2 separate regions of the Mus musculus genome follow, and region 2 is linked to region 1. The links are chromatin loops, found by intact Hi-C in ENCODE. Cell type or tissue: gastrocnemius. All regions are shown on one strand. Each heading gives the region's core, and the rest is flanking DNA. Links, peaks and the distances in the headings are about the cores only. Region 1 holds the start of Gm7538 (predicted gene 7538). Region 2 has its middle 63 kb from the start of Gm42016.

Region 1 (12,651 bases), core at 2,612-10,611:
CACACACACACACACACACACACACACAGAGAGAGAGAGAGAGAGAGAGAGAGAGAGAGAGAGGAGAGAGTATTTATCTTGACTCTTCTAAGAGAGACCACATTCATTGAAGCATATTGGTGATAGTTTATTCTTAGAAGTTATTGTTATTAATCTCTTCCCATGTTAAAAATTAAAGAGCTTTGTGATCAGTATTCGACATAGGAAAATGCATAGCCTATGGAAAGTCTGGTACTATCTGTGTTTTCAGGCACAGAAGGGTCATAGGGCACACTACCCCCCATGATGATGGAAGAAATTACTAAAACCATCTGAGATTTCAGCCATGGGGAGGTCTTAGGGCACACCCTAAGATGATGGAGTTCCAGAACGCTAAGCGAGAAACCCAAAGTTCAACTCCAGGACAACCATATATGTGTGTGTGCTTATAGATAAAGCCTGACTTAATAGGTCACCCGGAGCAAGAGACACCCAGGTGCTGCTCCCTTCCTTGACCTAAAGACGCCACCCAAGTCCCTGCATTACCGTCTGAAGTGCCCTCGATGCTCAGTAGTGTTGGCTACGTAGATAGATGCTTGAAGAAGAGTCAATAATAAACAGAACTAGGACTTAGACAATGACTTCTGTTGGGTTGGATCGTTTTGTTTTGTATCATCTCATATAGCCCAGGCTAGCACCAAACTCTTCACATAGCCACACATGACCTTGAATCACTTTGTCTTCCTGCCTCTACCTCCCAAGTGCTGAGATTACAGATGGACACCACCATGGCAGCCCAGACAGGACTTAACCTTTGGACCTTGCTATGTGCCCTTCACTGATACTGATGAGGCCCCCTCTCATATCCTCTGTCCAGAGATAGTAATCTGAGCATCAGATTCTGTCATCATCTTCATCATCAACTTCTTCATCATCTTCTTCTTCATCATCATCATCATCTCTACCGTCTTCTTCTTCATCTTCTTCATCTCTGTTTTCCTCTATAAGTGCATGACACCATCCACCTGAGCACTCAGGGACTTCCCTTCATGTTTCAAAACAGGTCTCCTAATGTGAGAACTAAATTTATACATTGATGTTGGTTCATACCATACCTGGCTTCTGCTGCATACATCCCCATGTGGCCTGCAGGTTGAACAAGCCTGAACCATTGCATATACAAAACCCCATGTGGCATGCTCTAAGTGCGTATGATACCACCTATCAATTTATGATAAGGAAGTTAAAATTGAAAAAAAAATCCCGTGTTAGGCACAGTGTCTGGCTGCTCGTCTGCTTGTGCCTAAATGTGTTTCCTTCTAACTGGTCCAAACCCGTCTTCCTAGCCAGACAGAACAAGAAGCTATATGTCTGAAATGACTGTCAGGACTCTGAAACCCCATTAATGGATCTGTGTGCCCTAGAAGTCTTCTGGAGACATAGTTGAGATACCTTCTGTTGTGGAATAGGGACTTCCGAGCAAACCAGCCACCATTCCCCCTAAATCAGTTGTGCTTGTTTGCAAGAGGCCTTCTCCATCAGGATTGTCGACTACTGATATCCCTTCATAGATGCAGGGGTGGGGAGGGACCAGTGATTGGCCTGAGATTCAGAGCCCCCTCCCTCTGTAGCAATTCCACCCTAACTTAGCACATGTTGGACTTTTGGGAGGTGCTTCTGTGTATAAGTCAAAATGGGTAACTGGTGGAGGGGGGGCCTCATCTACACTGCAGTGGGAGAACCATTCTCCATTCTGGGTGGAGAGTTCCCAGTGTGGCTGGCCACTCCTCACTAACCCTCTGGAAGGAAGCCCAATCAACTCACTGCTTCCCGGGGTGACCCCTGGCAGGGTCACTCTTGTTCATGTTGCCTGGCGACGTCTACACTTGAACTGGTCCTCTTGGATGTTCATCCATTGATGACAGATGTTGAGAGTCACATCTGCTGGTCCAGTTAGACCTTGACTTGAAGACTCTAGTCTGAACATGCCCTGAGGAAGCAAAGCCACAACCTTTCCTTGGAAGCAGATTACCTGACTTTTCCTTCATCCCTGGGACTCACACGGCGGCCAGCATGGACTCTTAGCAGTTCAGCACAAAAGTTGTATGATTAGCCAACACCCAGGGATGGGATCTAAACAGCCACAGCCACTCCCTAAACACACACACACACACACACACACACACACACACACACACACACACACACACATCTATCAAAGTTATAAAAGCTCAAACTCTGTGTTGGGTCCTAACTTCTAAAATATTTCTACAGAGCCATGCCCCTTCCAGATAACATCTCGTGGACTCTTCTTGGCTGCCTGGCTGCCACCGGAGGGAGTTAATAAAGGTCCGCCGTGTCTATAATTCAGCCAGAGTGCTTCCCTCAGCCCTCAGACACAGCTAAGAATAGCTGGGCTCCTGAGAGCTCCAGGAACAGATGCCTACCTTCTCCTCTGATCCTTCCTCTTCTAGACTGTTTTCAAAACTCTCAAAGTTAGTGCCATCCTGGCCCAGGCCCAGGAAATACCCTTGCTTGCTGGCATGGCTTCAGCTCTTGGCTGTGGCTTCTTTCTTGCATTGCTCCTTGCCAGGCTAGTTCAGTCCTGGGTCATCTCAGTTTGCATTGTCTTTTTTTATTTATTTACTTTTTTGCCTCCAGCACTCCCAGTGGGAAACAGAGGAGGTGGGCTGGAGTGTTTTCTGAGAACATCCTTATCCCTTACTGGTCATGTCCTCCTGTGTTTGTGTACGCCGCCCCCACCCCACCCCCAAGCAGACCCTCCTGAAAAAGGCTCTTGGCTTTGAGACTTCCATTCCTATCCCCGGGGCTTTGGAGTCCTTTACCCATCCACCCCAAGGTGAGAGAGATCCAAACTGCAGGAGTATTGAGGAGTACAAACTAACCAAGATGTTTCAGCCATCAGGGAGGCTGAAGCAGGGGGATTGCAAACTTGAGGCTAGCCAGGACTATGTGGTAAAATCATGTATACACGCACACACACACACACACACACACACACACACACACGAATACAATAGACCAAAACAGATTCCTGTTTGTCTCTCATCAACCATACGACCTGGAGTAAGTGACCTGGACCTTTCCAAACTTGCGAGTCTGTTTCTCACATGCAAACTAGGACGCCGACCAGGCTTGTGTCAGAAACTTCATGCATGTCATTAGAACGTGCCTGTTTCTGGGACAGGGCTTTCTATGTCTCTGGTGCTCAGATCTGTGCTGATTGTGGCTCTGGGAGGTGTCTCAGCCATTCATCTCCTGAATGGATCGATATCTTTCTCCTGGGGAGGGTAGCTACCTCAGAGGTTCACACCTGCTTTCTCTTAGGTACTGTGCAGCACGGAGTCCTTATAGGAGCAGAAGAGACACAGCTCTTGGTCTCCTCAGTCACCGGAACCAAGAGCCTCCCCAGACTCCTCTCTCCATTTATAATCAGCACAGACTCAAGAGTTCTGTTGCAGTGATGGACCCTGGCCCATTGTAATTACTCCCTGTGTTTCTCTTGTGTGTTCAACTCCCAGAAAATTTCTGTAACACCTAACACACCACAGACAGCCAGTGAACACTGTGGCTCCTGTTTGCCCAGGACCACCTGGACCAGATCCCTCCATAGACCTTGTTTTTGTCTCTCCACTTTGCAAGAACTTCAAGTTAGAGAATGCCATGCTTTGGCATGTGGATGCTGGCCTGCTTCCCCACCTTCTACTGGCTGATAGGACATAGACCAGGGAGGGCAAGATGGCACACACAACCTCAGTGACATCCCAGCAACTGAGCATGGATGTTCACACCCTGCCCTCTGGCCTTCTCCTTCATCTCAGGTGAGCTGGGACCATACATGTACATCTGTATCACTTTGCACATACACACACACACACACATACACACACACACACACACACACACACACACACACACATACACACACACACACACACACACACACACACACACACTCAGTATGTAGTCCTGGCTGGCCTGGAATTCACTGTGTGGACCTAGCCATCCTTAAACCTACCTGCTACTACTTCCCAAGTGCTGGGATTAGAGACATGTCTGTGTCTACTTTCATCTTATGGTTTCTAAAAGCATGTCCAAGTCTTAGTCTTAGCTTCAGGATGCTGGAGAGGCTGTGGGAAAAGATGCTGCTACAAACACAAACCAGGGCAGCTGCTAATGGAGGTCTCTCATACTAAAAACTAGACTATCCACATGACCCAGCTGTGCCACCCCTGACCATGTGTGCCCAGGACTATCATGTCAGCACAGCACAGACAGGCCTGCCCATCCAGGGTTTTGCAGAGTGATTTACAATGGCCAAATTACTGAGTCAGCCTAAGTGCCCATTTACAGGTGGAAGTATAACCAAAAGGTGGTATCTACATGCAATAAAATGTGAACAGTCATAAAGAATGAAATCATGACAATTTAGGAATACAGCATGATGGGTGGAGCTGAGGATTATAATGCATGATATAAAACAGGCCCTAACTTCACAAGAGGAGACTAGGATGGACACATACACACACATGCATATGCACACACATGCACAAATGCATGCACACAATGCGCACATGCATGCACACACACATGTGCATATGCATGCACACACATGTGCACATGCATGCACAGCACACACATGCATATGCACACACATGCACTCACACATGCACACACATACACACACACATACACATGTGTGCACATACACGTTCACACACACACACACACACACACGAACACACATGGTGATGATTTTCCTTTGCTCTCAGGAAGCTGCCCACTCCCACCCACCATGGCTATGGGATCCAGGTCTGGGGGTGACCATAACTGGTTTCTTTAACTGGTTCCCACATCCTGCAGTCTTTGAGTCCTGACCACAGACTCTTTGTAGGGCACAGGGCGGAGGGGACAAGATCTGTCTAAACCTGAGTACAGAATACTTTGTGCTCTGAGCTGAGCTGGGAAACTGAGGGACCAAGGGGGCTGAGACACCCCACACTCATCACCACCACACATTTCCGGGATCCCCGTCTCAGCGTTCCCACAGGCAGCAGCCCAGTTCTGCTTCTCTCCTCAGTTCCCAGCTTGCCTGCTCAGTTCCCTGCCTCATGTACACCTCACCCCCTGTTCCCTGCATGTGAGGAGGGAAGGTCACTACGGAGCAGGGCAGGAGTAAGGTGTGGAGGAAGAGACCTTTGGGTCACCAGGAGAAAGAGACAGATACACGAAGGGAGGGAGAGAGGCAGAAAGAGCAGGAGAGGAGGGGTGCTGTGGGAAGGGAGAAAGGTTCTCCAAGGCCTTGAACATTCCAGAAGGAGCTGGGCAGGAAAACACATACATACACACATGCACTAGCACACACACACACACACACACACACACACACTTATAAATACACTTGCACTCACACATGTACATATACATATGCACACAGATACTATCACATATTCACACTGAAGCACACACACAATTACACACCCACATACATTCATACACATATACACAACCATACACTCATATCATGTACATTCATGCACACATACACAATCACACACTCACATGCACACTCATGCACACATACACACAGCACACACATATGCACACTCATATACTCATACATACAATCACATGCTCATACACATGCACACTCATGCACACATATACAATCACACAGTCACACAGTCATGCATACACACTCACACACATGCACAGTCATGCACATGCACACACACACACACACACACACACACACACACACACAGTGCTGCTATTTCATCGGCTCTCCTCCATTCATTTTTCCAAGCCCTTTCAAGTGCAGCATTGTCTCAGCTTTCCGTTGTGGCCCAGGGCGTCCCTGGACCCCTTTGCACCTTAAGAGCTATAAAATTGAGATAATGGCCCTGCTTTATCTGCCCCAGAGGCGTGTGAGATAATTATGGGGCGGCCACTTGCTTTGAAATGACTTGAGAATTGAACAAATATTACAGGTTGTTATGATCATACTAGTTTCCGGGGAGCGGGGGTGTCCTGCCCCTTCACACATACGCACGAGCTCCTTCCAATGCAAGGCAGGCTGGCTCCCTCAGCACCTTGGCAGTGTGACAGGTGAATGGCAGTTGGAACAGTGATCTGCCCACAGAGGCTGTGAGGTCAGCATGTAGGTCAGCTGCCTTGGTAGATGGGAGAAAAGGGTATCAGAGTTCATGACCTTTGCCACCAGAGACTCTGAGTGCTCTTTCTCTGGGGAAGGTACTGAGGTCATGACTTCCTGTGGTTGGGTCTGGGATGAGCTCTGTGTGATTCCCCATGTCTATGAAATATCAAATCAGGGCTCCTCAGTTCATCAATGTGGGGACAGTGTCTGTTGGTCCCTCCCCTCCCCTTCCTTTCTTTTCCCTCCCCTTCCTCTTTTTCCTTCTTTGGATTTCCTTGAGAATATGGTCTCTCTATGTAGCCCAGGCTAGTCCCAACTGTGCAATCCTCCTGCCTCAGCCTCCTGAGTGTCAGGATTACAGTTATGTGGCACCATGCCCAGCTGTCTGTTACCATACCTCCAGAGCTTTGCTAAGGGGCCTGACGCGTAGTAGGTTTGCTGGCACATAGTGGGTGCTTGTTTAATGAATGAATGGATGGTTCGATGGGATTCCCCATGAGCTATGCCTGATCTGCGAATCCCCACTCCATGCCTGCCCTAGTGCCAGTGCTAACAGATCCCTGTTGCACCTCCGTATGAGCCCAGAGGCGACCCCATATCCAACCACTTCTGGTTCCCATCAGCTGTCAATCAAAGCTCTTCAGTGTGCCAGTCCATCTGAAGCACATCTGTGGTCACAAAACCAAGTGCCTTCTCTAGCCACTGCATCCTGTGGACCAGGCAGGGCAGAGCATGACTCAAGTAGCGGTCTTTCCGAAGGGGTTGGTCATATTATCTTGACATCACGCTGTGTGTAATATCAGCTGATCAATAGCTGGGCTTCCTCTGTCTGTGCCACAGTGTGTGAACTGGACCCGGCTCCTCATTGCTTCTTCTTGGACATAATGGCATACTGCTCAATGGCAGCCTCTCTCCTGCCATGGGGCTTACGAATCACGTGAGGGCTTTGATCTGCTCGTGATTCTGTGTTTGTGATCAGCACTCCAGAGGTTTAGTCCTTGTCGGGACAGATACCTGAGAGGAATATACAACACACAAAGAGGAAGGGGTCCCTTTTGGCTTGTGGTTTCAGAAGGTTCGCTGTGTGGGTAGCTCAGTCTGCTCTTTCTGGGCCATGGTGAGGAGAAGCCAGGGAGCTTCCCCCACAGCGAAGAGCAAGCAGGGATTAGGGAGGAGTCGAGACAAGATCTCTCTTTCTGGGGCCACGCCTCCAGTGACCCATCACCTCTCAGCGCCTGCGTGTTATGAACCTGTCAGTGGATCCGCCCACTCATGCAGGCACATCCCTCTGCCTGCTCTCACCGTTCAGTGGCACTGCATCTGGGGAGCAAGCCTTCAACCTGGAAGCCTTTGGCAGTGTGTATGTTGGGTTGGGGGTGGGGGTGGGGGGTCATCTCATTTCACAGCCTGACATTAGGGTTTCTACACTCATCCTCAGGAAGCCTGTGAGGATGGGCTAAACAGGTTCAGGTGTTACAGTTCCATCGCATGACTGGTCTGTTCACTGTGTGTTCTTAACGACAAACACTCTGTGCCTTAGCTGCCTCAGCCGCAACAGGTCAATAAAATTTATTCTTCCCCTGTAGGCTTGCTGCAGAGTTGACATGTTTGGATGATCAGCAGAGAAGAGAGCACCCCAAGACCGTTAGCCAGAGCTGGTTTATGTTTAACCTGACATAGCGCGCAAAATAAAAGTTGTTCTTCTGGTGGGCTTGATCATCTCACTTTAAAAATAACGAATTGCACGTAGAAAATTCCTCAATCCTTTTCGGCACAGCGAGAAAGCTCTACCAAGACTGAGCCACACAAATGCTTTTCTCTCCAGCCCATCCATGCAAACTGATACATATATCTCTGCATCACTCTCCAAGTTCATCCCGCGAAAAGATGCAACGGGCATGCTGTGCTCTCTTCACCTGCCCTGCTGGCCAAATGCATCCCCCCTCCATTCCATTCATGAGCATCAAGGCCTTGCTGAGTCTTCTCACAGTGGGAAAAATATCCCTTGCTTCTGCCTGCACACACTTCCTGCTGATAGACTCCACATACACACACACACACACACACACACACACACACACACACACACACTCTTACACACACACACACACACACACACACACACCCTGAATTCTTTCTCTTCCCCTGTTCCCAAGTCCTCTGTCAGCATCTGTTAGATTCTCGTGGGAGAAAAAAAAATGACTTCCTAAAGTGTTCAAAAGTCTTTCCTCGGTTTGTTATTAAAGCAATTATCTAACATAACACACCGAAGTCGCTGAAGGTATTCTAATAGGAAACAAATGTGAAGGACGGGCCCGACTTGGGACTCTTGATTGAAAAATGAGGGGAAGGTGATTAGGTGGGGGAAGCAAGGGAGGAAGGATTTCCCACCTGGCCTTGGATGGGACATCAAAAGGATGCTATTTATAATCATTACTGTTATGTCTCAGTAGCCCTATGCTCTTCCCTGTCCGTCCCCACCCCCACCCCCCACTACTGCATGTAACCCAGTTTATGTGGTGGTCATTCTTAGTGCTGAACACAGGGGCTGCATCCCAGACAAAGCTTGCCCTGTCTGATACCTGTATGATACCTGATACGGTGGGCTCTTCATATGATTATCAGTATCTTTCCAGATTCATTTCAGCTCTGCAAGAGGCAACGGCCCACCATAAATACCAACACCTACAACAGGTAAGCCTGGGTACCAGGGCCTGGAGAAAACTCTGATTTTCTGGGAGCATGGGCCAAAGATAGAGTGAATGCTATCAGTGAAAAGATCTGAGGAGAGGGAAAATACATCCACTCTACAGCTCATTCCCAGAAACCTGAGACACACCAATCACTGTTCTTTGTGCTAGAGAATATTGGAGAAAATAAATGTTGACATCAGTGTGCAAGATAGGTTTAATTTGGAGCCAATACCCATTGCTCCCATTGCCTGACAGGTGCTAACTGGAGCCATGCATGGCACAGAGAGATTCTGAGCAAAAGAAGAATGAGGAGGAGGAGGAGGAGGAGGAGGAGGAGGAGGAGGAGGAGGAGGAGGAGAAAAGAAAGGAAGAAAACAAATCTGAAATTGATTATTGATGTCTGCCCTGGGCACAGTATAGACACTTAGCACTGAGCTTATCCAATGGTACTCTTCAACTTAATGTGCATGCTGAGTGCCTGGGATCTCGAGTGATACACACTGATGTAGCAGGTGAGGGAAGCCTGAGAGTCTGTTCCTAGAAGGTTCACAGCTGTTGCTGGGTTGCTGGTTCAATAAGCACCTGGCAAAATTGACCAGCAAAACCACCACCGTATCACCAGACCCATCATTCACTTGGCCAAATAACATTGTCTAAGTCAAGGCTTTTTACACATTTTATACACCTAAGACATCTTTTTGCCTGAGAAGTTTTCATATGACCCTACAAGTGTAGCCATACTGACCGACTATGCAGGGAAAAAAATCAGAAAGAACTTTTTTTTAAAGCAAGTTTTTGTTATGCATATCACTTTATTTATTAAAGATGAAGACAAATTTACATACTAATGAGATGAATATATTTGTTTATTTTACATAATTAGATCTCAGCTGAATGTTTGAAGACTTTCAGAGTTGATTGATATTTGGATTTTAGAATTCTTAATGCTAAAATGCTACTCAGAATAAAAACCACAGAGGGAGAGGGCAGGTATATGTTTAAAGTCACTTCAGAAATTTTTGGAAATTCTGTACTAATCTCAAGGCAAAATTCAGTGAATAAATTTTTTCCCCTCTAGGAAACTCAAGTCAGCAACCACAACATCAAAGATTCTAATCCGGTTCAATCCAAAAACATACTTAATAAGGAATCAATGCGGAGAAACCTTAGAAGTCTTTGTTTTCTGTGATTCAGCCGTTGTGTGCTTGTAAGAGCAGAAAGCTTTGTGGGCACGGTTGGAACACTTCAGTCTGTATTCCGCTTTAGTCTGGAATCTGAGCTGAGGTGTTCCAGGGAGTGTCTGCTGGCATCGTGTGCTGTGACAACCAGCACAGGACAAAGCTTGTAGGCTTATGTGGTCAGAGCCAGTGCAATCCCATGATGCAACACGGGCTAGGGCTATCCCCAAACACCCTAAATCGCCTTACAAGTTTGATTCTGAATTAATTTCTTTCTGATCATCAGGCACTGAGAATCCTTTCATTATTGCCTCATTTCTCCCAACCCCCATACTGTGTTACATGACCTCATATGGAATCACAGTCACAACAGATTAATAGGCTGTGAGCTAAATCTCCGTGTCGGAGAGTGAGGGCTTCCACGGGGATTCTAGAAGGGCGATTTAGCATCATCTTGCTCCTGAGTTTCTCTCAATTATAGTGTTGGCCCAGTAGTTTCAATCTTCACCCTGTGGCTTCCTATACTGGGAAAGACACAGTCATCTACAGGATCCTGTAGCCTCCTCCCACAGCCCCATCCAGATGTTCAGATATTTTTTTCCCCTAAAACCAACATTAAGGTTCCAACTTCAAGTCTCTGGGGGCCTCCTAAGTCCTCAGCCTAAAGTTCCTGAAGATTTCATTCCTGGGTGAGCCTTGGGGCAACACCACTGCTTCCTGGCTGAGCAGAGGGGACTTCAAAGGTCTACTTTCTTGTGGTATTTCAGACCCTCCAGCCTTGGCCAGAGACCATCCACCTAGGGGCCTCTGAGAGGGAAAGAAGGGAAAAAGGAAAATGTCACTCATCAGCCTCCTCCCTTCCCAAACAAGGGTTCCTGCTTGGACCAAGTAGGAGCATGTGTGGAAGATCGGAAGAGACCAGGCAAAGTTAATTCACCCCCTGGTTCATCTCTCCATTTAAATCCCATCCTCCCAACTAGGGTAGGCAGATCTGCCATCTACTTCCCAAGTACTCTGTGGAGAGACTGGAGATAACACCAAATCCAAGACCATCTCCCAACCCAAAAGTATAAGAGCTCTGCCTGCTGAGTCAGGACATGAGCAGCTTCCCGAGCAAGAGTACCTAGTGCTGAGTCAGAAGTGGGTAGGCCTGAGAAGCCTTTCCCAAGTGCTTTCCTCCTAGATGGCAAAGGAAGTCTCCTACAGGTTCAACTGGGAGTTTACAGAGAAAGCTGGTCCAAAAGATGACACAGTGCGGGGCGTGCCTGAAGTCAGATCTCCTTCTAGCCATTTCATTATAGGAATGAGGTACCAGCTACTTCCTGCTAACCTGCCAGTCACAATCCCTTCCACTGAGTGGGTCTTGCTTGTCCTCAGTTGTCACAGTCCGGCCACGCTAGTCAAATCATGTGAGACTGGCCTTAAATCTGGGTCTACTTCACAGTTGATCGACACCACACAGCTGACTCAATGTTGATGTCCTTACATATGACAATGTTCCCCCAGAATCTACAAGACATTTAAAAGAAGCATCCTTGCAGAGATAAATAGGAATATTGAGATTAAACTAACCTTGTAGGTATGATGAACTCAATGACAAGTGTCTGGGGGGTATGTGTACACCTGCTTGTGTGGGCACACACGTGATTATGGATGTGTGTGTTTACGGAGGAGGACAGATGTTAACCTCTGGTCTCATTCTCAGGAGACTCCCTACTTTGCTCTTTACGACAGATCTTGCACACCATGAAGCTCTACGATTTGACTTGTGTGGCCGGGCAGTGACAGGCATGGATGCTCATCTCCTTAGCACTGTGATGACACGTGTTCACCTCCACACCAGGCACCATCTTATGGAGGTTCTGTGGCACCAAACTCTGGTCCGAGTGCTTGGGAAACAAACTCTTTGCTGACTAAGTGAGATTCCCAGCCCAGTCGAGCATCTTTATAAGACAAATACGAAAGGAAGTTTGAGAGGCTGGGGGGAGAGGTGTCACACAGTACATGGGGTCTTCCAGTGGATGTTGGGATCAGAGATGCAGCCACACCCCAAAGATGCCTCTGACCCTTGAGGCTGGAAAGAGGAGGGCGAGTCCCCACCCACTCCAGGTCTCCCACAGGATGTGCAGCCCTGCTGGACATTGGCTTCCACATCAGTGATAATGAGTTCTTGCTTCTGGCTTTCAGTACTATGGGCAAGTGACTTTCAGTTGCCTGAAGCCAGTGGTTCCCAAACCTGCAAATTCTGGGTCCCTTTAGTACAGTTCCCCATTTTGTGGTGATCCCCCAACCATAAAATTATTTCGTTGCTACTTCATAACTGCAACTTTGATACTCTTATGAGTCCTTATGTAAATATCTGATATGCAGGATATCTGATATGCTAACCCCCCCATGCAAAAGGGCCACTTGATCCCCCAAAGAGTCGTGACCCCCCCCCCAGGTTGAGAACCACTGCCTTAAAACTGCCATGTGAATGGTAACTCTTCATCGTAGTCATAGATCTGCCAACCCCTGAGCAGTTTACTGTTTCCTTGTCAAGAGGTCGGATGAAATCAAACGAGCCAGGACCAGGTGCCCAGCTCTGGCGCTCGCTGGCTGTGTAGCCTCTCACAGCTCCTGT
Region 2 (12,651 bases), core at 1,824-9,823, 190 kb before region 1:
CCCAGTGGCCAGATTCCAGGTTGTTAAGACTCTTAAGAAGGTGGAAGGTCTTACGCTCTTGTAATGGTGCCTGGGCCAAGCTGGGAGATGTTTCCCAGAGAGTACACACAGACACTCCTGGTGGCTTGGGCTTCCTAAGAATATGGTGGTCTCACAGTAGCCATAATTCCATTCAAGATTCAAGGCTCTGATGTTCTCACAAGCAAAGCAAAACCTGCCTGGTCCTTTGTGACAAGCCTTGGTCACATGGATCCAACATTGCTTGCTCCCATCACATGATTTTGACTAAAGAAGATAAGAGTTCACCCAGATCCAAGGGAGAAGGATATAGGATCTTCTATTGTTGGGAGTAGGGGTTACAAATATGGCTGTTACCTAAAGAGGACTAAAATTCTATCGTTTGAAAAAAAAATAGGTGAACCTCAAGATCATGTTAAATGAAATAAGCCAGACTTAGCCAAACAGTGCACATTTTCTCTCATGTGGAATGTAGTTTTGTTTGTTTGTTTGTTTGTTTTTAGAAATACAGAATAAGGAGACATGGTTCAGTGTTTGAGAGCACTTGTTCTTATAAGGGACCAGAATGTAGTTCCTAGCAGTCACATGGGAGCCTACAATCACCTGTAACTTCAGTTCTAAGAGATCCATTGTCCTCTTCTGGATTGTGTGGACATATGCATGGAGACCTAAGTTAAAAATATAAATCTTAAAAAAAAAAGTATACGCACACAAACACACACACACTCACACAGACACAGAACAAGGGCTATTCGGGAAGCTGAAAGGGATTAACTAAAGTGGGGGTAAGTAGGGGTTGACTGATCAAAGTATATTATATACACATTCAAGAATGTCATAATGAAACCTGTTACTTTGTATAATTAACACATGCTAATTAAAATATCTACAGTCTTTAAGGCTTTCTTAAGCATTGGCCACAGCTGGCAACAATGGTGACCGATAGCTGTGTCCCAGGCTGGATCCTTCGCAATGTCCCTGTGGTGCAAGAATTCACGTCTTTCCCTGAGACAGCTTTGGGATTCTTCCTACCCTCATGACAGCAAATGTCAGAAACAACCCAAGTCAACTCTCTGATCTCACAGATGATAAAACTTTTCCCCGAGCCTGAAGTCTATGCCTCATCCATATCCCATAATCCTGGACTGGTCAGAAGAACTCCAAAATAGAAAGAAAAAGTTTAAAAATGACTTCGAGGCATTGTCTTACTCATGAAAGCTAGTGTGTGTGTGTGTGTGTGTGTGTGTGTGTGTGTGTGTGTGTGCTTCCCCATATGAAGGCATGTGTATGTCTGGGTTCATGTACATTCCTGGGCATAATATAGGGCCAGAGATCAAAACCAGGCATCTTTCTCAATCCCTGTCCACTTTGTATTATGAGGCTGGGTCTCCTAGTCAACTTGGAGCTCACCAAATTCTGCTAGCCTGGCTGGCCAGCCCCTTAGGGATGTTCCTGACTCCATATCCCCAGAATTGGAGTTACAGGAACACAGCACCAGCCCCACCATTTCACAGGAGGGCTGGGAATTAAACTCAAGTCCCCAGGCTAGAGCCCATCCCCCCAGTCCCAAGTTATTTTTTAATCAAAGATAACTTTGTTATTATTTTCCTTGTATCTCCATGTCCAGAGTTGATACTATTGTAGCAAAGTGGTCCATCACCCCTGTTTCATTAGTAAGCAAAGACCGAATGCCTTCTAGGTAGCCTGGGCTATGCTTTGCTGCCCTGCCACCCATCTCCACCTCTGGACTACATGATGGTGTCCCCAAGGGAGATATCAGAGACTATCATTTTGCTAACAGTTCGTGTTGAGCAGAACAGAAAATGAGGGTCTGAAACCAGGTTGCTCTCTGTGAGCTGGCTACCTCTGTGAGATGCCCCAGGAGTCCCAGAGGCAGGCGGGTCCTGGAAGACAACCAGAGGATCCATATGTGAAGATGGTGGTGTAGGAGAAGGAGTATGGTCTTGCTTTCGACAGGTGGCCCAAGTGAGTGTAGGAGTCAGGGGCTGCTCCCAGAGACCGGCTCAGTTTAAGTAGCCACCCCCTCCCGCCCACACCCCCAGGGGCCCAGGGCTGTGCCCTGCATAAAACATGGAAATATGAGCTTTCCAGTTGTGCATGCTTGTTATACTTCAGGAATTTAAAGTGACCTTAAATATCACAACTGTCCTTTTCATGACCCAAGAAGCCCCCAGGGTCTCTTGAAGTCCTAACCAAGACTTCCCCCGTTCCTGTATAACCACAGCCTGATATCTTTCAGATGATGCTGCCCTGGGCCAGGTATACAGTAGGTGATGAATTAATGTCAAAAGCAAGGCTCCTGACATCTCACTGACTCCACATCATGGAGAATCAGTCTCCACTGCACTTCTTTCTACCTCCTCCCACAGCTATCACAAGATACCCCACACTAAGTAAATTAAAAACAATAGAAGCCTATCTGTCTCATGGCTCTAGAGCCCGGGAAATACCAAACCAAAGGCTGTAACCATTGAGTGTCTTCTTGCAGTGTTAAAATATGGAGTTGCCCTTACCCTGAACGACCATGAAAGCAAGAATGAGGAAGAGAAACAGGGAGAGGAAAAGGAGAGAGCTCGCCCTCGCTAACCCATGCTCACAAAGACCTAATGCATCCAGGAGGGCTCAGTCCTCAGGACCTAGCCATCTCTAAAGGGTCTCTGTGTATATATGTGTGCATGCATATGTACACATGTGTGCACAGGTGTGTTCATGGGTGTCTGTGCATGTGTGTGTATGTGCACATGTGTGCACGGGTGTGTCCATGGGTGTGCCTGTATTTGTGCATGTGTGTGTGTGCACGTGTGCACATGTATGCCCAGTGTGTCATGTGTGTACAACTGTTTGTCTGTGTATGTGTGTTTATATGTGTATATGCATGTGTGTGCATATGGATGTGCCTATGCACATGTGTGTTTGTATGTGTGTGCATGTATGTTAGAAGATAACCTTGGGCATTATCCCTCAGGCCTGGTTTGCCTTTCTTATAAAGCAGGGTGTCTCATTGGCTCTGAATTGGCCTAGAAGCCTAGGTAAGCTGGCCAGGGAGCCTTAGGGACCCTCCTGTCTCTGTGTCCCCAGGACTGGGGTTACAAGCATGTGCCACTATGCTCAGCTTAATAAAACCAAATCAAACCAAAACAAAACAACTAAAAAGCCATGGTTTCTAAGAATTGACCTCAGTGTGTGTACTAGCAAGATGCCCATCAAAAGCTTCATGCAAGCCATCTCCCCACCCAGCATCTTGCTTCTTCATCATCACAATTCAACTGCAGTTGGAGTTGTTGATCAATACTCAAACCACAGTGGCCATCCTGTCTTCTGTCTCTTGGATTCTCCTTCTCTCTTCACCTGCCCATGGCTTCACATCAACCCCAGCATCCTCTCTGTACCCTAATCCCTAAGCCTTGACTAGAGGCCACTTGCTTCTGATCTCTAGCCACGCACAGGCTAGCACATCTTAAACTCAGGCATAGGAAAGTTGCTTCTACTAGGTTGTGACAGTATACCCGAGAGCCTCAAAGCACAAGGCAGAGCCTTTTAAAAAAATTATTATCTGCAGGTAATTCAATTCTGCTCTTCAATGTCCGTATCCCATTAATGGCATCAAACATTTTGAGACAATAATGTCCTTAATTACAAATATTCAGACAGTGCTAGGACCCAAACTGCTGGGAATTGCTCTGTCTCCCTTTCCAAGCAGTCTGGGCTCTCTCTAAGGGATCCTCTGTGGGAGAACTGCACAGGCATGTATTGCTCAGAGGATGGCCACTCTGCGTTGTCTCCCCAGGCTCTGTGCTCATGAGGCGGGCCTTGCCATTGTCTAAGATCTGCCACAGCCTGAGCTGTGGGGTGGTGTTTCTTAACCTACCACCAGGATACATGGGAACATGCATATCCCTTAGATAGAACTTCAGGCTCTGGGGCACAGAACATCCCTCAAATATTGCCTCTAGATTCCTCTGAGCAGGACTGTCTCTGTTACAGTCCCCACCCTGAAGTGTCCCTGGCATGCTTCTGTTTTGAATTCTTGTTTTCCAGTGATTGGCAGAATTTGGGGAGGCTTCAAGGTTTTAATTACATGATACCTGAACGGTGGAAGTAAGACCCCAGGATGAGCCTTTGAGGGTTATATCCTAGCTACCATCTCAGGCCCTGCCTTCTGTTTCCTTGTCTACCAGCAAGTGAGCAACCACCACCATAGAAGGAGCCCCTCTGCCATCCTTACCAGCCATGATGGATTGAAATCCCTTGAAACTGTCATCCCCAAAAATCTTTCACCACTTACTGTTTCTGTAGGGTATTTTGCTTCATAATGATATTCACATCACCAAGAATCTTCACCTCAGGTGACTGGGGACACCACTCAGATGGGTGAGAGTTTACCTTCCCTGGCTCTGAACACCACACACAAGTACAGTGTGTGTGTGTGTGTGTGTGTGTGTGTGTGTGTGTGTGTGTGTGTGTGTTGTGTGAGGAGTTTGGGACCTACATAAAAATCAAGTGCTTTCTCTGGTCTGTAGAGGGAACCACCTCATATCTTGGTGTGGTCACACTATAGGCTTGATTGGATGCCAAAGAGAAGTGTAAAGGAAATGGGGCAGGCATTTCCCCCTCTGTGGCAAGGATTCCTTGCCTTTGCCACAGAGAGGAAATGCTCAGGGAAGAGCCTGAATAGTGATCTCCCGGATGATGCTTTTGGGGCTCAGCGCTCAGCTATACCCATAGATAGAGAGGACATCCTTATCAGAGGAGACACTTAGGTTTGAACATCTGCCCTAAAGCAGAAAAGGTATTAGGCATTCTTAGTAGCCCAGGCTAAGTGTACTGAGTCTCCTCTTAAAGGTACAGTGACCAACATTCAGTTAAACCTCTTGTCCGGACCAGACATTTCCAGGAAGTGAGATGGTAAAGATTTTTATCTTGGTCCCCTAAAATCCCAAGGCCCAGGCCACCTTGGAAGTAGGCCATCCTTCAGAATTAGGAGAGAGTCTTTTGTCTGAGACGATATTGAACCTCAGCCCTTGCAAACCTCCAGTCCTGGGAGGACAGGCCTTGCAAAGGCAGGTTCCAGCTAGGAGCCCACTGGTGCCAAGCCTGCCGTTATGTGGGCCATACCATATGGAGCCTAGAATCCATCCCAGCCTTTGGCAGGCAGCCTGGCCTGGAAATAACCCCAGAAGACTACAGCGCTTTTTTTTTTTTTTTTTTTTTGATCAGAAAAACTGCAGCTGGTTTTCAAAGTCATCGTCGGAATTTTTAATTTTATTTTATTTTGAGACTACCTTCATGCCACCGCCCCCACTTGCCTTTCATCCGGCTCTCTAATTTCCTTGGTGTTCTGGACGCTCGCATAGGTGTGCGGCACGTGTTTGGAGAGATATTGGGAAGTGAGGAGGGGTTAGCACACCTCATTTGGCCAAGCAAGAAACAGGGCCTCAAGAAAGAAAAAAAAAAAGAAAAAAAAAAAAAAAAGAAAGCCCCAGTAAGCACAGTTAAAAACCTCAAGTTGCCTTAAGTACATAAACAGCTGTGTCCTCGTCACAGAGTCTCAAGGTTGCAATCGGGGAGGAGGCAGGAGGACAGAAGCATTCTGAACATTCTGGAAAACAAACCAACCTTGTCCCTAAGGTGCAAACATTCAGGAGTGGGAACCAAGCGGACACCCCTGACAGCTAACTGAGCCTCCGGTCGGCTAGGCTGCTTTGCCTTGGCTCTCGGGTGAGTTCCGGAGGCCTCTGAGAAACTCCATCGTTCATTTTCCAAGCGATTCACCAGATACCTCCTCTTGCTAGAGCCAAATTTCTTAAAAGTCAGCCACATTTGAATTCTCCAAAGTGAAGCCACATTTTAGGTTGGGGCCGAAGCGGGCTTGGAGCAGAGCCACCCTGGGATTTCTTTTCTTTTCTTTTCTTTTCTTTTCTTTTCTTTTCTTTTTTTTTTTTTTTAGAAAACAGTGAATCCATTTTTGAGGTTTAAAGACTCCTAGAATTCGGAGTCTGGGCTCAGCCTGGGAAGGAAACTGGTTTGCATCTGACTGAACCAGCCGGGCCCCCACCCCACCTCCCACCACTTTGGCACAAGCTACAGAGCCATGTGCAGAGAGGGCTAAGCCCGTTCTTGTATGAGAGTTTTACAGCAGAGCAGCAAAGGGTCGGGGCTCCTGCTTACAGCAGGGAAACCTTTAGGTGCCATAATTGGCAGCCAGGGACATGACTCAAGTCAGTAAAACACTTGCATAGCAAGCAGAAGACCCTGAGCTTGATCCCCAGATGCACTGCTCAACAGCTGGGTGTAGTGGCACACGCCTTTAATCCCAGTACTTGGGAAGCAGAGGTCAGTAGTTCTCTTGTCAGTTTGAGGCTAGCCTGGTCCACATAGCAAGTTTCAGGCCAACCAGAGCTATGTAGAGAGACCCTGTCTAACATTCAAACGAAAACCCAGTAGAATGGTATGTGTGTGTACTTATAATCCCTAAGCTGAGGAGGCTGAGACAGGAGGATCCAGTGAGCTCCAGGCCAGTGAGAGACCTTGCTTCAAAACCTACAAGTGGACTTCTCCTGGCGCACGACACCAAAATGGACCCCTGGTCTCCATGGGCATATGAACATGTACCTGGTCACACAAAGAGGTCTCCCAATGTCTGCAGTGTAAATTGTGTCTCTTTACTTTTCTCTTTCCCCCTTCTTACTCTGAGTTTCCAGGAGGGTAGCTTTTCTATAACTGGTTGGGGTAGAAAGATGGACAGACAGACAGAGAGACAGGTACGCTCGCGTACACACACACACACACACACACACACACACACACACACAGAGGCAGAGACAGAGAGACAGAGACAGACAGCACACATGTAAGAGCTGTGATTCTGATCTTATCGCTTGCCCTCACGGTACCTGATGCTTGCTGGCTTATATTTCACAGCATTGCAGATGAAGCTGGCTAGTCCACTTCTTAGGCAATACTGAGAAACGGGGAGGGAGATGTTGGGATATGGGGAAATAAAAAAAAAAAAAAGCAACTACCAATTTATTGGAGACACCACAAGGTCTAGATAAAGATATGTCATGTTGGACCATGTTGAGAGATATCAATACCCCAGAGACTGATACAGCCTCAGAACACAGCCAAAGTGAACCAGGCTCACTCAACACTTCTGACCATCAACATAGCTGAATCCTGATCCCTTCATCTGTGGGCTCAGCTTCTGTGACCCAATCCCAAGAAATGGAGGAGAGGGGTTGGGTAGAGGATCGCTCAGCATGCATGAAACCTGGGTTCCATACCATGACCACACAAACCATTCCCTTCTCAGGAGTCAGGAGGTGGATGCAGGAAGATAAACTGTTCAAGGTCTTTCTGGCTCCATAAAGAGTTCAAGCCTCCCCCTAACCCCAGAGACAGATACACACACACACACACACACACACACACACACACACACACCCCACATATAAACACACACAGAGACACAGAAACACACAGAGACACACAAAGGCACAGAAGCACACAGAGACACAGACACATATACATAGACACATACATAGGCACACAGACACACATACAGACACACAGACATACACACACAGAGACAGGCAGACAACATGTGCATGCACCCTCCCTCCCCCCAGCCCCTAAGACCAAACAACAAAGAAAACAAGTAAGGACAAAATGGAGGAATGAGAAAGGCAGGTGGCGGGGGCAGGGTTGGGGCAGGAATTCAATAGTGATGACGTCAGTGGCCATGCCAGTCAGCCAGGCAGGAATCCAGTTACTTCCTGGTCAGTTTATTACAAACCATTCCATTTTGTCAGTTGTATAATTTCTAATTTCTTTTTAAGGTAAGCAGTCTATTTCATGTCTGTCTTCATACCTCCACTGAGTTATGAGTACATTATACAAAGTCTTATCCCTTGTACTTTGAAATGTGACCTCTTTTGGAGCTGGGACCATGCTATGGGGCGGAGCCTACAGAGAATCCCAGGGATCTCAGAGAAAAGGCCCATTGACCACTGAGGCGGGGTGGGCAGGGTGGCTGTGAGCCAAGGGGAGCTGTGTTGCCCACCGGTGGATACTAGGACAAAGGTCCATGACAATTTCAGCTTTGGGGCTCTCAGGGCTGCATGGTCCAGCTGACGCCATGAGTGTGGAATCCTGGTTTTTAATGTTCTTGCTGATTTAAACCACTTACTCAGCTTTTGATCTTTTCATTGTTGGGGGGGGGGCGGCTCTGACAAGGTCGCTGGATAGCCCAGCCTGGCCTTGAATTCACAATCCCTCCTGTCTCAGCCTCCTGGGTGTGAACTCAGAGGCGAGTGCCACTCCACCGAGGGCTTTTCCCTTTGTTGGAACAGCTTCTGATTCTGTGTCAGCTGTCCCAGGGTTAACTAATATACACCTCCTGGTGGATACCGACAAAAGCCGGCACGAAACACTCAAAATGGCAACATGGTAAATGTCAGAGCTCAAAGCAAGCTTCCACATTCATCTTGTTCACATTTTTTTTTCCCTACCTGGATTCTGCCATGACTCTAAAGCTTCACTAAAGCAGGCAGAATGTATATTCCATATGCTGTCAAATAAATTTGGAAAATCCTCCATGACCTCTTCCTAGAACATAAAAAGCGATGTCAGTATAGGAAAGGACACTGGCAAGGCCTGCAGCCAGGGAACTTCATTTCCCCTGAATAAAGACAGCATGATCCAAAGCTCTCAGGGGGTTGCATGCTTGGCAAAAAAAAAAAGGGGGGGGGGGGACTCTGTTATCTCCTACCCAAAGAGCTTGGGGATGCTGTTTTGCAATATCCGACCTCAGTTTACAGCCAGCCAACCAGATGAAGAACTAGAGAAAACAGGAGCTCATTTAAAGGTTACCCAGTGTCACGCTCTGAATGCTGATCTTTGGGTTGCAAAGATGGGAGTTCTAGACTGAGTACCTCGTGGCAGAGTAGGTTACGCAAATAGCTCAGCTGCGTTTGATGGGGGGGGGGGGGCAGGGCTAAAGCAGGGGCGGGACTGGAGCAGGACATTCATATAAACAACCAATCTGGGTCCCCCTCCAAACTGAGAAGTGGTAGCTCAGATCTCCAGTGGGTGGAATTAGGAGGCCTGTGCCCTCATGATGCTTAGGTGGTTACAGAAGGATCTTGTGATGGAGTTTGTGTCCCTGTCAGAGGGAGAGGCCAGGCCCCAACCTTTCTCCACCAAGGGAGACACATCAAGTATGCCTCTCCTGTTCCGCTCTCCTCATTGCTGCAGCTGGAGAGCCAACAAGTAAAGGGTTCATCCCAGCTCACAGTTTGAGAAGACAGAGTCAGGCGAGGAAGGCACCTCACCAGGGGCACGTGGCAGCTGCTCATACTTGGTCCAAACCCAGGAAACAGAGAGCAGACAGGAAGTGGGAAGCGGCTATAAAACTTCCAGGGCCGCCACCAGTGACCCATTTCCTCCAGCGAGACTCCTCCTCCCAAAGATTCTCACAAGTTTCTAGAACAGCGCCACCACCCTAGTGGGCATGCGCACAGGCCAGTAAGGGATGTTTCCCATCCACACCACCTTAGTAACCTTCTGGCAGGCAGAAAGGGGCTCTCACCAGAGCCCATCCGCGCCGCCTCTCTGACCTTGGCCACAATCTAAAGTTATATATCTGTTGTTTGAGCCAACTACTCAGGGCACTTTGTCAGAGTCCAGGCTGACGAAAACGGTCATCTCTACAATCCCTTCCTGCGTGAAGATGGTGTTGCTATCGATCTACCTTGCGTGTGGCTGAGAGCTGTAATCCAACCTTGGATGGAAGCCTCTATCCAAGCGGCTAAATGATTATTCTGGTCCATGATGTATTACCCTTCGGTCATCCATTTCTCATCTTGGCCCCGTCAGCGGATTCTCTGCTGACGAGTTAATGTGTGTGAGAGTGCTTTGTAAACATTCGGACCTGGTCCATGCGAGGGACTTGTTCTTGTGCAGCGGAGACTGGCAGCCTTACAGCTGGACTGAAAGTGAGAGAGAGTTTTGCCCAGCACCAACTGGCAACCAGGCACAAGGGCGCTTTATCTGTGCAAGCACACAGTAGGTTTGTGCTATATCTATGTAGGCATACAGTGGGTGTGCTGTGTGTTTCAGTTTAAAGGAAAAGAATTTGTTTTGTTTTGTTTTGAGATAAGGTCTCACTGTGTAGATTAGGCTGGCCTTGAACTCATCACCCTCCAGCCTCTCTTTCCCAGGCGACAAGGGTACTTACACACATGCACACACAAACATATTCACAAAGAAGATGGCATGTTGGAGGTGTGGCCTCGAACACTTGGGCTTTAGAAGTCGGTTGGCGGGCTCCCTAGTCTGCAGTCTCTTCGACTCCCTATACTGGTTCACATACAACAAACTCTTGTGGCTTAAAAGTGGCCTGAATTGCTTATCAGCCAATGACCAAAAGAGTGGTCTGTGTTAAGGAGATCCAAACCATCTTTTAGGGAATATCAAGAACTTGAAGAAATAGTCGCACTTTTCAGGGCACTTTAACAGGCCTTGGGTTCTGTCCTTGGCAAGCTATCGGGGAGTTTGCTATGGAAGGGAGACTTTTGAGTCCATTATTTTAAAAGCATCAGAAAATAGTCTCTGGGAAAAGAAAAAATGGTGCATCGGCCACAGCATGCTAATGGGCGCTTTCTGTTCTCTGTCTCCTGCCAGGCTGAGGGTGTCAGGGTTTCAGCTCTCTGCTTGCAACGTCATAACGTCGTAACAGAGTAATGGCGAGTTAATGCAGCCAGGAGACTATCTTACAAAAGGGCCTTAAAAGAGAGGCAGGGTATAATTTATTAAGAGGACTATATGGAGCAGGGAGCTTGCAACATTTATGAGCAAAGAAAATGGGGTCATTCACAACGCACATGCCCAGTGCTGGCTCTGGGCTGTGAAGCCACTTGCTTGGGAGACCCAGGTTCCTCCTCTCATCCTTGCGTGCTCCAGACTCCCAGTGAGGAGTCAAGTACTTGGTAGAGTCTTATGAATTACAGGTCCCTTGTAAGCTCTGCCATCTGATGGAGATGCATCTCTATAAGGATGGGGAACACCAGCCTAGGGCTTGCTAGAGTTTGGAACATGCCTCCTGTGGGTTAGGGCTCTGGCGTGTATGGCGTTCCGAACCTCAGAGGCTAAAGAAAAGGTTTGTGCATTTGGGACATCTCTCAAAGTAAGTCTTGAGTCAGGGTTGACCACCAAACTCGTCAACATTACAGACAGTCAGGGACTAGAGAGATGACTAGTGCTGCCCTTGCAGAGGGCCCAAATTCAATTCCCAGTACACATGTTGGGTGGCTCACAACCACTTATAACCCCCACCTCTATGGAATCTGATGCCCCCTTCTGGCCTCTGAAGGCAGTGCACTTACATGCACACACGGACACCTAGACACACAGGAACATATATAGGTGCAAGATAAAACAGTAGAATCAACGGCTGTTGGTCGTCATGGAACTCTACACAACAACATGGGACATCTTTTCAAGTAAGCTCAGCCAAGGGGCAAGAGAACTTAAGAAGTGTCTGTCTGTCTGTTGGTCTGTCTGTCCTGCTGCCTGTAAGTCCTCTGCTGGGACTTACTGCTGAAGTTTTAGCTTCTTGGTGCACTTGTCTTTTTCTTTATGCTAAGAGTACTTTTGGGGTGAGGACCAGGAGAAAAAAACTCTCAGACAGAGTCAACCCCGTTTAAATGTCATCGCCAAAGAAGTCACTGTCCATCCATCCCAACGTCACCCAAAGGAATAGAGACATTTCTTAAGTGAAGTGACTGGTTGAAATGTTTAGTTGTGATGTCTTATGTGTAGGGGCTGACTGTCACACAGTCAGGACATGGCCCATTACACATTCTCGTTGACTATCCAGCTCCGCTCTCAGGCAAGACTTTTCCCCTAATGGTGGATTAACCTGCTGCAACTCCTAGCTCATAATCAATCCAGTGATTCCAGGGAAAAAGGATCTCCAAACAATTTTATCGGGATTTACCTGATTTCCCCAATCTTAGCCTTTTCATTTAAAGATGATGAGAAGTTTGTTGCTATTTTTATTTTTTAATTTAAGTTCTTCTGAGATAGAGTTCTAGTGAGGTCCAGGGTGCCCTCAAACGTCGTGTAGCTGAACATGACCTTGAACTTCTCCTATCCCCACCTCCTGAGCTCTGGGATGGCAGGTCTGCACCACCACACCTGGGTTTTGCAGTGTTCTGGGTAGAACCGATGGTTTCCTGCTTGCTAGGCAAGCTCTCTACCATATCTCCAGCTCCATGAACAGTTAATTTAATCAACAAGGACTCCCAAGCATAGGATTCTGCAATACACTGCGGCTGGAGTCACTTGGGTGTGGTGAACCTCATCTTGCTACCTGTTTGGATGTGTTGCGCCCACAGGCCATCTGGACAAAGCATGGCTCCTCCTTCTCCTCCTCCTCTTCCTCCTCCTCCTCCTCATCTCCTTCTTTTCCTCTATCTCCTTCTCCCTCTTCCTCTTCTGTTTCTCCTCCTTCTTCCTTCCCCTTCCTCTCCTTCTTCTCCTTCTCTTCCTTCTTCCCCTCCCCATTCTTTTTCTTCAAGAATGACAAGAATATTTTTTAATTTGAATTCT

The links. Peaks named below come from ENCODE experiments on the same cell type or tissue, not always from the same donor. Only the 100,000 strongest peaks of a DNase experiment are listed, where the experiment ranks them.
Region 2: it touches region 1 in a loop (1.8-fold over the local background); 1 of 42 quality-filtered maps calls a loop at or near these places.

The regions. Positions count from the first base shown.
Region 1 is chr5:119,194,797-119,207,447 of GRCm38, reverse strand. It overlaps Gm7538 (predicted gene 7538), which reads left to right and starts at 7,430. Exons shown (of 3, transcript NR_046033.1): 1 at 7,430-7,517; 2 at 8,794-8,851; 3 at 11,763-12,651. In gastrocnemius, for the core only: no CTCF peak of the experiment used is centred there; a DNase peak (open chromatin) is centred at 6,100.
Region 2 is chr5:119,382,561-119,395,211 of GRCm38, reverse strand. No RefSeq gene overlaps it. Among named protein-coding and RNA genes, the nearest start is that of Gm42016, 63 kb to the right of the region's middle. In gastrocnemius, for the core only: no CTCF peak of the experiment used is centred there; DNase peaks (open chromatin) are centred at 5,708, 6,121, 7,771, 8,093 and 1 more place; H3K4me3 peaks cover 816 bases; H3K27ac peaks cover 2,682 bases.